Linked DNA regions of Homo sapiens: region 1 is linked to region 2. The links are chromatin contacts, found by Hi-C or POLR2A ChIA-PET in ENCODE. All regions are on one chromosome and are shown on one strand. The core of a region is the stretch at or near the end of the contact, and the rest is flanking DNA. Distances in the headings are between cores, read along the strand shown.

Region 1 (6,158 bases), core at 1,502-4,001, 98 kb before region 2:
GGGCCTCTGGGGCTTCCGGACCAAGAGCGGGCTGTTTTCCGGAGTCTGGCGGCGCTTCCACTGCTGAACTGGATTTCAGGCCGCCACTCGCTTGAGTCACGGGGAAGCCAAGCCAGGCCTGGCAAGGGCAGGCCTCAGAAGGATCCAGGGGGCACCTCTGAAGGGGATTTCAATTGCAAGATAAAGGTCGGGCCCTGGCTGCCTTTGGTGGCCTGGTTTTTCCTTCTGCACCTGATCCAGGTGTCCCAGAGCCCAGGCAGGGCCTGAACTGGAGAGATGAGGTGAGCTTCCAAAATCTTGTGGCTCAGGGCACAGATGTGGGTGGGGGCAGCACCTGGAGGCCCCCAAGGCAGCACTGCTGCAGCTATTTTAGTTCCCCAGAGGGGCCGGGCCTTTGCACATGCGGTGCCTGCTGCCCCGACTCGATCCCTCCCACCAGCCCTGTGTATTCTTTTTTTGAGACAGAGTCTCGCTCTGTTGCCTGGGCCGGAGTGCAATGGTGCGATCTCGGCTCACTGCAACCTCTTACCTTCTGGGTTCAAGCGATTCTCCCACCTCAGTTTCTGGCGTAGCTGGGATTACAGGCACGCGCCACCACGCCTGGCTAATTTTTGTATTTTTAGTAGAGACGGGGTTTCACCATGTTGGCCAGGCTGGTCTCCAACTCCTGACCTCAGGTGATCCTTGGCCTCCCAAAGTGCTGGGATCACAGGCGTGAGCCACTGTGCCCGGCCCCAGTGTTTTCCTTTTTCACAGTTTCAGCTCAGACATCCCATCCTCCAGGTGACAGCACCAAGCTCACCAATCACTGTTGCCATGTACTCCTACAGGTTGTCTGTCTCAGGCAATCCCGCTAAAAGTCCTATAAGGCAGGCCTTGTGACTCCTACTTTACCAAGGAGGAAACAGAGGCCCAGAGAGGCGAAGCAGTGCCCGGGGTCCCCCGAGCTGGCGACACGCAGCAGGGGGAGACACAGCCGCTCTCTTTCAATGCAGCTTGCAAGAAGAGCCGGTGAGGATACTGCAGGCTGGATGGAGACAACCCCTGCAGGAAGGGCCAGGGTAGGACACCCCCAGCCCAGCCTCGCTCTGTCGCGGTGCCCTGGACCATAACGGCAGCGAAGTGCTCACCTGTTGACTCAAGTCTTTCCCTGAGACGTCTAGTTCCTCAAGGGCAGGGACCTGTGCTGTTTACCACCTTAGCTCTGGGGGCTCTAGCAGCAGCTCTGTGCCTGGCACACAGAGGGCCAGCAGGTGTTAGTTCCATGAACAACTGACCTCTAAGCTTCAGTCTTTTGTTTTATTTTTTATTTTTATTTTTGAGACAGAGTCTCACTTTGTCGCCCAGGCTGGAGTGCAGTGGCACAATCTTGGCTCACTGCAGCCTTCGCCTCCCGGGATCAAGCCACTCTCCTGCCTCAGCTTCCCAAGTAGCTGGGACCACAGGTGCTCACCACCACACCCCATTAACTTTTTTGTATTTTTAGTAGAGACGGGGTTTCACCACGTTGTCCAGGCTGGTCTCAAACTTCTGACCTCAAATGATCCACCCGCCTCAGCCTCCCACAGTGCTGGGATTACAGGCATGAGCCACGGTGCCTGGCCTAGCCTCAGTCTTTCGATCTGGAAAATGGGTAAGTTCAGTAAGTTACTATTCTTCATGTGCTTAGGTCTCGGGGTGGGGGGGAATGGGGACTGTTATTATCAGTGATCAGCTGTTGCCTTTTGTGCTACATTTCCTCTCCAAGTTGCTATTGGAAAAACCATCCCAAGGTCCCCCGTGCCCCACCGACCCCGGGTCCAGAGTGAACACAGCCTTCCTTGCCTCCCCTAGAGCAAGGAAGAAATCCCTCCAGATTTCTGGAATTAAGGCCCAATGAGGAAAAGGGGACATGAGCAAGTCCTGTGCGTCGGCTGCAAGATAAGAAAGATGACCCATAATCCCAGCACTTTGGGAGGCCGAGGCGGGTGGATCACCTGAGGTCGGGGGTTTGAGACCAGCCTGGCCAACATGGTGAAACCCCATCTCTACTAAAAATACACAAATTAGCTGGGCATGGTGGCGCATGCCTGTAATCCCAGTTACTCTGGAGGCTGAGGCAGGAGAATCGCCTACACCTGGGAGATAGAGGTTGCAGTGAGCCGAGATCGCGCCACTGCCCTCCAGTCTGGGCAAGAGGAGTGAAACTCTGTCTCAAACAAAAAAAAAAAAAAGAAAAAGAAAGAAAGAGGATGGAGAGGGCAGGGACACCACAGGCAGAAGGAGAGGAGGCCAGCTCGCTCCCCTTGGCTGGGGTCCCTGGGACCTCCTCTGTGGCATCAGGACTGCCCGCTAAGTTGGGTGGTGTGTTTTATGAGCGTGACCTGTGTTGGCCAACAGAGGACAGCAAAATACATTTTTTATGATCCTGGGAGGTTCAGGCCAGTCACGTTTTCGCGCAGAGAGGCTGGGCGGTGGAGAGGGACAAGTCATGTCTCAGTTATGTGGATTCTCTTTGCGAAAGAGGGGCCACTTCTGCAATGGATTTGGGGGTCCCTGGGCAGGGGTGTGGGGGTGGGGGAAGATTTTAGGAAGGGGATGAGCTGCTGGGGGGGGGCATCTCCCTTACTGCGGGAAATGAAAAGTATTACAGCTATGGCTGGTGAGAGTGTCAGCACCAGAGGCCAGATCTTTGCCAGGTGGAGGGGACACCCTTGTGCCCTACCCCCAAGTTCCAGCACCTCTCCAAGAGCCCTTAGCCCCGGAAGCAGCAACAAAGTGACATTGGACTGGGGAGGAGGAAGCACAACTTTATTTTCTGGCCCGAAGCTGGGTTGGTATTTGGGGGAGTTCTTGGGAACACAGTGTGTCTGTGCAATTTCAACCCTGGGGGATCCAGGGGACTCCAGCCATTCCAGAGGAGGTGAGAGACCGTCATGGGGTGGGTGTAAGAGGCTTGGGGAACCTGCCTGATGCTGCTCCTACTTTTACTGTTTGTTCACGGGGGTTGTGTGTGTTTGTGCGGCGGGGGAAGCGGGGGGTGCTGAAAATTGGGGGAAGGGCCAAAAGCGCCAGCTGGCATTGGCACTGGGTGTTCCCGAAAGAGGGGGACAGACCGGGTCTGAATCTTCAGTGGATGCGCCCCTAGCTCCCGGATACCTCAAGCGCCTTTGGAGGACTCCAGCACGCCCCTCGGGAGGGAAGCCCGGCCTCGGTTCCGTCTGTGGGCTGCGGTGGTACTGGAAGTGGGGACTCTTTCCCCCTCCTCCGTGCCCCCTGTTTGAAGCACCCCGGGCTCTGCCCCCCGCCCCCAGGGTCGAGGCTGACGTCGCCGCCGCATTTCTAGGAATGCCCCTATCCGCTGACTATATTTGGCGAGCGTTTCTAGGAAGGCGCCCCCCCACCCCGGCCCCCGCCCCCACCCCCACCCCCACCCCCACCCCCACCCCCACCCGGGCGGGCGCGCTAGGCTTCCAGGCTCTCGCCCTCTCTGCCTGGCCGGGGAGGAGCCGCCCCGCCGCCTGGGCCGCTGCCGCCGCCGCCTCCCCAGCGCGGCCAACCCCGGGCCGGCCCAGCCCCCGCCCCGGGCCGGCCATAGGGCGCTGGGGGGTTGGGGGGGGCGGGGGCGCGGCTTTGTGGCGGCAGCGGACCGTGGAGGCCGGGTGCAGCCCCGTCGGCTGCGCGCTCTCTGCAGAAAAGGATTTTCTACGCTCCCCGCCCATCACTTGGATCTCGTCTGGGGAGGGGCGGATTTTTTTTCTGGAAGTACCCTTCTTCTCCACGGTGGAGGATTTAAGGCTGGGCTCCAATCGAGGCGGAGGCTGCAGGGCCCGCGGGGCGCCCCCCGCCCGGCGCACGCCTGCCCGGAGCCCGGGAAGGCGCAGCCCTGGGTGGGGGGGCCCGTGCACCCCCGGAGGCGGCAGCGGCGGTGAGTGCTCCCCTTCTTCCCGCCTGGCACCTTCCGCCAGCCAAGGCAGGGATCGCGGCAGGTGGGTGCCCAAGCCCCCAGGGCCGAAGGGGTGTGGGGCGGCTGTCTGCGGGGTGGATGGGAACGGGAGAGGGGAGGTGGCGGCGGGGGAGCGCGCGGTTCTCTCGGGACTCGGCGCGAGACGCTTGTCTGGGCTGCGATTGCCGCCGCTGCCGCCACCCCGGCTCCCCCTCGGACCCCTCCCCCGCTCCCCAGAGGGGCGTGTGAAGCCGGGAGGTAGGAAGGGGGCGAGGCCGCCCCCAGCCTCCCTAGTGCCTGGGCTTGGAAATTGACGAGGCGGTGGAGCGTCCGCGTCCCCGCCCCCACCCCGGAAAGCCCGCTCGGGAAACTGACTCGCTGCGTGACCCCGATCTCAATGCCGCGCGCGGAGCAGGCCGGCCGCGCCCGCCGCTCCACGTGCGCCCGAGCCCCGCTGGCATGGGCGGCGGCGCCTGCGGGGGCCGGGCCCCGGGGATCCCGGACTAGCCGGGAACCACCGTCCCCAGAGAGTTACCGCCGCCCCCTAAAGTTGTCAGCTCCCTCCCCCCGAGAAGCAGGCAGCCCTGGCGCGTTGGCTTTAGCTTCTGCAGGACGGGGGCAAAAAAACTAGGTTCCGGGGTGCGGAGCGGGGTGTCTGTGCCCGAGACAACACCAAGTTAGGAAAAAGAAGTTAGAAAAAAAAAGAAAAAGGCATTTTGATTTGGGGGTGGGGGGAGTGGCGTTTCTGGTTTCTCTTTGCTTCCAATCCCCACCAAGCGGAGCGTTGGAATGCGCCGCTTATGTCCTCTGAGGACACATCCATATTTATAATTTATTTTTAGGAGAAGTTGTGAAAAAGGGAGGGGGGTTAAAATGAGGAGAAAAGGTGCGTGGGGGAGTGGCCTTTCCAGAACCTAGAGGCTAATTAAGCTATTAAAATGGAAATCATTTCCCCCAACTTGGGCGCGCAGCAAATTTGACTTTAATGAGAGACGATTAAGGACACAAATAACCAAACTTTATTTAGCTGGAGATGGGGTGGGGGGAACTGTACGAGGCACCTCGGACACCCGATTTATCCGCTGCTAAGGGACGTTTGGGGCACCCCTCGTGTTGTCCGGGAAGCTTTTAGGCCTGTTTGCTGGGCGAGATTGGTGATTGCTCCGGGAGGGAAGAGACACCCCGGGATCAAGCGATCCTCTTGCCCTCAGCCATGGTGTGGCAAATGTCCCCTCCTCCCACAGCGACCCCCTGGCATTTTGGTGAGATGAACCGCCGCCCTGAGGGAACACCCAGTAACGATTCCTTCAGTGATCCCGGTTCTCCAAACTCTTGCCTCAAAGGCGGCCTGCCCCGGTGCTGTCAGCCGTGAATGGGGACTCACTTCTTGGGAAAAGAGGCTTTTGGAGGCTGTGGTCTCAGAATCGGGGTTTTGAGGGCGAGATGAGTTTATGTTTTATCCAACTGGCCCTCAAAGTCCCGCTTTTGGGGTCATTCTGGACAGCGAGGGACTCAGGCCCCGGCAGTCTCGGGAGGGTGAGGGCAGAGAGCTACCACCCCCAGGGAGCGCGTCCAAAACCCGGCTGGCGGGGGGGCGGGGAAAGAGGGGGAGGTTTGCTACTTTCCATAAAACTAAAAGGTCCCTTCGAGGGCGGTATTCTTATAAGTGTGTGTTCTCAGTTTGCCGAACCTACTGTGTTTTCCAAGGGCTTCTCTCCTTGGGAGGCCGAAAAACGATACAAGGAGGAGAAAGTACATTCCCCCTGACCACCCCCACAGTGGTTTAAGGGACAGTATTGGATTGGAAAGGAATTAGTAGGATGTCAATTGTGGCAAAGTGTTTGAAGCCCCCAAATAAGGCGCTCCTGAAATGATGAATTGTAACGACATTAGATTTGTCTTTACGTTTGCTAAATTAGGAGAAACCAGCTGTTTGCTTCCACCTGGAATTGCAACATTTCTTTGCAACTCTTTGCTGTTGAAGGCGTTCTTTTTGTTCTGTTTTGTTTTGTTTGTTTGTTTGTTTGTTTTTTGGGGACAGAATCTCGCTCTGTCCAGGCTCTGACCAGGCTGGAGTGCAGTGGCGCGATCTTGGCTCACTGCAACCTCTGCTTCCCGGGTTCAGGCGATTCTCCTGCCTCAGCCTCCCGAGTAGCTGGGATTACAGGCGCCCGCCACCACGCCCGGCTAATTTTTTTGTATTTTTAGTAGAGACGGGGTTTCACCGTGTTAG
Region 2 (5,593 bases), core at 212-2,711:
TTCACCATGTTGGCCAGGATGGTCTCGATCTCTTGACCTCGTGATCCACCCGCCTTGGCCTCCCAAAGTGCTGGGATTACAGGCGTGAGCCACCGCTCCCAGCCTAACTCCACCTCTTAGAAGAGCCAAAAGGCACACCTGAGAGAGTTCATCTTGAATTTAGGTGGTTGAGCAAGCACAGCGATTTACTTGAGCCCACGAGCAACCTCTGTGAGAGATGTGAGCCTCATCCCCGTCCATTTCACAGACCAGGAAGCCGGGGCTCAGCACTGGTGCCCACAACGAGCCAGGCCCTCCCCACTGCCCTGCACCTTCCTCCTGGACTGTCGTGTGAGCACGGGGTGGGGGTGAGACAGTGGGGTACCTAGACCCCTGGAGGACAAGGAGGAAGACCAGAGGGGGCCCTGGTCTCTGTCACAACCCCCCCCTCTATTGCCAGTTTCTCACTAAAGTGAAGATACACAAGACTAGGCACAGCGTTGGGTCTGTTCATTCTGCAGATTCTACAAACATTCATCCATCACCCGCTATGGACCAAGCACTAGGTTGAACCAAGTGATACACGGATGCTGGTGCCAAAAAGGTAACAGTACAACATGACTCAGAAAGAGCTACATGTGGGGGCTTGTGAGGCCAAATGCGAACACATCTTCAAGGAACACAGAGCACTGTAGCAGTTTCACTGGCAGAACCAGCACATTGCCTTGGAGGCCACAGTCCATAGGGCCATCAGGGGTCCCAAAGTCACATAGCAGAGGGCAAATGAGGGGAACCAGGGTGTGGAGGAAGGCATCTTCCAGAAGAAGGGTCAACAAATTATAGCCCACAGGCCAAATCTAGCTGCTCCTTGATTTTTTTTTTTTTTTTTTTTTTTTTTTTTGAGACAGAGTCTCGCTCTGTCACCCAGGCTGGAGTGCAGTGGCACAGTCTCCACTCACTGCAAGCTCCACCTCCTGGGTTCACGCCATTGTCCTGCCTCAGCCTCCCAAGTAGCTGGGACTACAGGTGCCCGCTACCACGCCCAGCTAATTATTTGTATTTTTAGTAGAGATGGGGTTTCACTGTGTTAGCCAGGATGGTCTTGATCTCCTGACCTCGTGATCCGCCCGCCTTGGCCTCCCAAAGTGCTGGGATTACAGGCGTGAGCCACCGCACCCGGCCTGATTTTGTAAATAAAGTTTTATTGGCACACAGCCATACCCCCTCATTTACATATTGCATACGGCTGCCTTCCAGCTACAGCTGCAGCCTTAAGAGTTGTCATGGCCCACGAGGCTTAAAATATTTACTATGTGGCCCTTTATGGAGAAAGTATGCCCACACCTGTTCTGGAAGATCAGTTGCATGAGGTTAGAACTTTGTCAGTTTCATGCTCTGCCATCTCCCAAGCACCCGTCACAGTGCCCAGTCCAGAGCAGATGCTTATAAAGTGATGGGAGGCTGCTTGTATCACATTCTAATTCTGTGACCATGAGCTAGTTAAGTACTTATTCGAAAATGCATCCTCCGATCAAGTGGGAAGGAGTCCAGCCCCACCTCCAGCCCTTGACAACACAATGGAGAATAAGGAGGCGCAGCCCTGTACCCCTTTCTGGTCTCCTGGCCCCCGGGTAGCTCATCTCCTGCCCTGCCCTTGGTGTCCTGGGGCTGCCCTGCAAGCCTAGCCAGGCCTGTGAATCATCAGGACTGACTCACTGTCTAAAAATACATATTGTCTCATGTTGGCGGGTGCTGCTTTGATCACTGTTTGCACTCAATCTAGTCTTTTTCTGCTTGACTTTGAGGTCTTTGTGCGCAAGGTCTGGGTTTTCGCCACTCTGAGTCCCCAGGGCCAGGTTCCTGTTGCAGCCTGGAGCCGGAAAAGAATCTGGGAGGAAGAGGTTGGGTGTTGGGGCCAGCAGACTAGGGGACGACAGATCCTGCCCTGCCACTCATTTGCTGTGCAACTCTCAGCAAAGCACCCAACCTCTCCGAGCCCTCGCTTCCCCATCTGTGAAGTGGGGATCATAAGGCCCATCCTGCAAGGTGGTTTCCGCGGTGAAAATAGAAAACGAGGCCTGTTCCTACAGCCTGTGTGTCTTGGGAGGAACTGCTCATCATCTGTGATCCTTTTTTACCTGATTACGGGAAAGGGGAGTGATCTGCTCACTGACCCCCGGCTGGGCTTTTCCCTGCCAGTGAAATCATTTGAAATTGTCCAAGGAAATCAGGAACCTGAGCCGACGCAGAGTCACCGAGCTTGGTGCCAAGCACTGGGGGAGCTCCAGTTACAGAAAACAAGTGGAATCCACAGGCCCCGGGCTGAACGTGGAACTAATTTGGGAGGCAATGAGAAAGAGCGGAACATAACGCGGAGCCCGGGAGGCAGGTCTGCCCTGAGTCAGGACGCCATCCGGGGGGGTATCTGGGGCCCCTTGAAATTTTCAAGGTCCTGCTTCTGAAGTGGGGAGAGCCGGGACATGATGGGGACCCACTTCGGAATCTCAGGATGGCTGTGCAGAGACTCAGGGCACGGGCCTGGGGTCGGAGCAACTGCAATCACATCCTGACTTGCCCCCTCGATGCTGTGTGACCCGGGGCCTGTCGCTTCACCTCTCTGAGCCTCAGCTGCCGCATCTGTGAATGTACGATCTAGGGATCCCTCCCTCAGAGGGCTGCTTCATAGAAGGCTCAGTACCATGCCAGGCACGTAAGCCACTCTCAGGAAATCAGACATGTCGAGACATGACATCGGGGGTTGGGGGCAGCATTAGAGGAGCAAAGACCAGTAACGTCTCCCCCATTCATCTGTTCGTTCAGCAGATACTTAAGAACATGCAACCTGTGCCAGACTGAGGAACACAGGAGGGAACAAGACAGACCTAGCCCCACGCAAAAGGAAACAAATAGTGTGTACCTAATTGCAATCATCGTTTGAAGGATAAGAACAGGGTGCTTGGATAAAAAAATAACTGGGGCGGGCTAGGCATGGTGGCTCACGCCTGTAATCCCAGGACTTTGGGAGGCCGAGGTGGGCGGATCACCTGAGGTCAGGAGCTCGAGACCAGCCTGGCCAACATAGAAAAACCCCATCTCTACTAAAAGATACAAAAATTAGCCAGGCATGGTGGTGGGCACCTGTAGTCCCAGCTACTGGGGAGGCCAAGGTGGGAGGATCGCTTGAACCTGGGAGGTGGAGGTTGCAGTGAGCTGAGACCGTGCCACTGCACTCCAGCCTGGGCAACAGAGTGAGACTCCGTCTCAAAAAAAAAAAAGAAAAGAAAAAGTAAAAGTAAAGAGACAATGCACCCAAAATTTGGATAGATGGAAGGATAGAGGGATGGATATGTGATCACTCAAATTTAGTAAAATGTTAGTGAGTTGATGTTGCTGTTTCAAAATTTTCATAATAAAATGTTGGGGGAAAGTAACAAAACCAAGAAGAAAAAGAGGTAGAAACAAATTCTTTAACAGCTCTCTTTTCCTACGGAACACTGTCCAGGTGCTTAGCCGGGCAGCCAACACACAAATCCTTGCCTCACGCCCCAAACTCACTCTAAGTGTGTAGCCCTGGGCACACCCTCAAACCTCTCCGAGGCTGCAGTCCTGGTCTCGTAGGAAGTGAGAGGCCATCCTCCGGGAGAGGCAAGGCTGAGATGCACACAGTTGTTTTCAGAGCAGCAAGGCCACTTCGGCAACACCCAGAGCTTAGGGAGGACGTGGTCAACCAGCCTTTACTGGGGCCTGGGAGACTCCCCACTGACACAAACTCCCTTCTGGTTTGCACTGGGGACGTTCAGTCCCTTGGGTTATGCATTCACTGGTCCAATAGATATTTTCTGTGTGCCAGGCCCTGCACGGGGCACTGTAGTGTGAAGTCTGTCAGGTTCTTCCCTTTAAAGAACACCCCCAAGACACAGACAGATCCAATCCAGTGAGACACACACTCCGAGGGAGCCAACTCCAGCCTGGATAGACGCCAAGCCCCACAGCCAGGCTTCAGACTGACTCCCGCCTCAGTCCGGAACCTCAGCACAGGAAGGACCCTCGTGTCAGGATATCCAGGCCCCGCCCCAGCCCAATGGCCCCTGCCCCTCCTCTATGAACTAGCTTGAGCTCCCCGCCCTCTGGGGACAGAAGCCCCCCAGTGAGTCTGCTGCAGTCACAACAAAAGGTAATGGGGGCCAGGCGCGGTGGTTCACGCCTGTAATCCCAGCACTTTGAGGTTAAGGCGGGCTTATCACTAGAGGTCAGGAGTTTGAGACCAGCCTGGCCAACATGGTGAAACCCCATCTCTACTGAAAAAACAAAAATTAGCCGGCAGTGGTGGCGTGCACCTGTGATCCCAGCTACTCAGAGGCAGGAGAATCGCTTGGACCCAGGAGGCGGAGGTTGCAGTGAGCCGAGATCACACCACTGCACCCCAGCCTGGGTGAGAGAGGGAGACTCCGTCCCTAAAAAACGCAATGGGGTTGTGGTGTCCACTTGGGAAGAGCTGGGGAGGCAAAGGGAATAGGAATGATCTACTCCCCTGCCAGCCAGGCTGAGGCTGTGATCCAGCACAGATGACCCGAGTCAGGACAGCTTAGAGGGTCCCACCCAGTTTAGAGATCACATTCTCCAATTTGGCCAGAATTACACCTGCGTCCTCCAGCGAGGCATGGACCCAGAAATTATGCTTAGGGTCTCCTTCCAGCTTCACGACAGCCTCAGGAGGTAGATGCTGTCATGACCCCCACTTTGTAGGCGGGGAAACTAAAGTTCAGAGAAGTCACATAACTTGCCCAAGGTCACACACAGCCAGCCATGGCCACTGCCTTTACTTAAACAAGAGCAACAACAATCATGACAGCTGGAGTCACTTTAAGTGCATTATCTCATTTGACCAGAAGTAGGAAAACTTCTTGTCTCCATTTTACAGAGCAGAAAACTCAAGTTCAGAGAGACTCAGTAACTTGCCTGAAACAACTGAATAGGAAGATGGCAGAGCCAGCCTACGACAAACAGGATAACAGTAAGAATGGCAGCTATATTCATTCTGTATTGCTGCTCCAACAAGCTTCCACGAACTTAGTGACTTAAAAAAAGATACATTTATTCTCTTACCGTTCCAGAGGTCCGACGTCTAAAATCAAGGTGTCAGTAGAGCTTGGTTCCTCCAGGGGGTTCTGAGGGAGAATCTGAGTCCTTGTCTTTTCCAGATGCTACAGGACCCCTACAAAGCAGGTGGCTCCACCTTCAAAGCATGCATTCCACCCTCTGCTTCCAGCCTCACATGTCACGTTTCTTCTTGCCCCACCCACCGCCTCTTATAAGGACCACTGTGGGCCAGGTGTGGTGACTCATGCCTGTAATCCCAGCACTTTGAGAGGCCGAGGCCACCTGAGGTCAGGAGTTCGAGACCAGCCTGGGCAACATGGTGACATCCCATCTCTACTAAAAATACAAAAAGTAGCTGGGCATGGTGGTGCACGCCTGTAATTCCAGCTACTCGGGAGGCTGAGGCAGGAGAATCGCTTGAACCCAGGAGGCAGAGGTTGCAGTGAGCCGAGATCAAGCCTGCACTCCAGCCTGGGCAACAGAGTGAGACTCTGTCTCAAAAAAAAAAAAAAAA

Evidence for each region. A loop is a pair of places that touch in the nucleus more often than their neighbours do. ChIA-PET counts read pairs that join two places held with the same protein, here RNA polymerase II (POLR2A). Pooled maps may share reads with other maps.
Region 1: a map of gastrocnemius medialis shows a loop between it and region 2 (5-fold over the local background). The contact joins the promoter of MIR193BHG here to the enhancer-like site in region 2. A Hi-C loop is called at or near these places in 29 of 168 maps with a recorded cell type or tissue (B cell, GM11168, GM12878 and 22 more), 37 of 37 single-sample maps with no recorded cell type and 25 of 50 pooled maps. POLR2A ChIA-PET finds 5 or more read pairs at or near these places in 8 of 52 experiments (A549, AG04449, GM12878 and 5 more).

What each region holds. Positions count from the first base shown.
Region 1 is chr16:14,298,630-14,304,787 of GRCh38, forward strand. MIR193BHG (MIR193b-365a host gene) reads left to right here and starts at 2,752. Exons shown (of 2, transcript NR_170633.1): 1 at 2,752-2,902. It overlaps MIR193B (microRNA 193b), which reads left to right and starts at 5,338; the gene lies at 5,338-5,420. RefSeq lists silencers at 3,396-3,885, 4,170-4,330, 4,236-4,475, 5,429-5,478.
Region 2 is chr16:14,397,915-14,403,507 of GRCh38, forward strand. No RefSeq gene overlaps it. Among named protein-coding and RNA genes, the nearest start is that of LINC03107, 28 kb to the right of the region's middle. Within about 2 kb of position 1,462, at least 16 of the 41 ENCODE cell types and tissues checked have a DNase peak (open chromatin) inside an H3K27ac peak, as active enhancers do; they include GM12878, HCT116, IMR-90 and 9 more, where a contact is called at or near this core.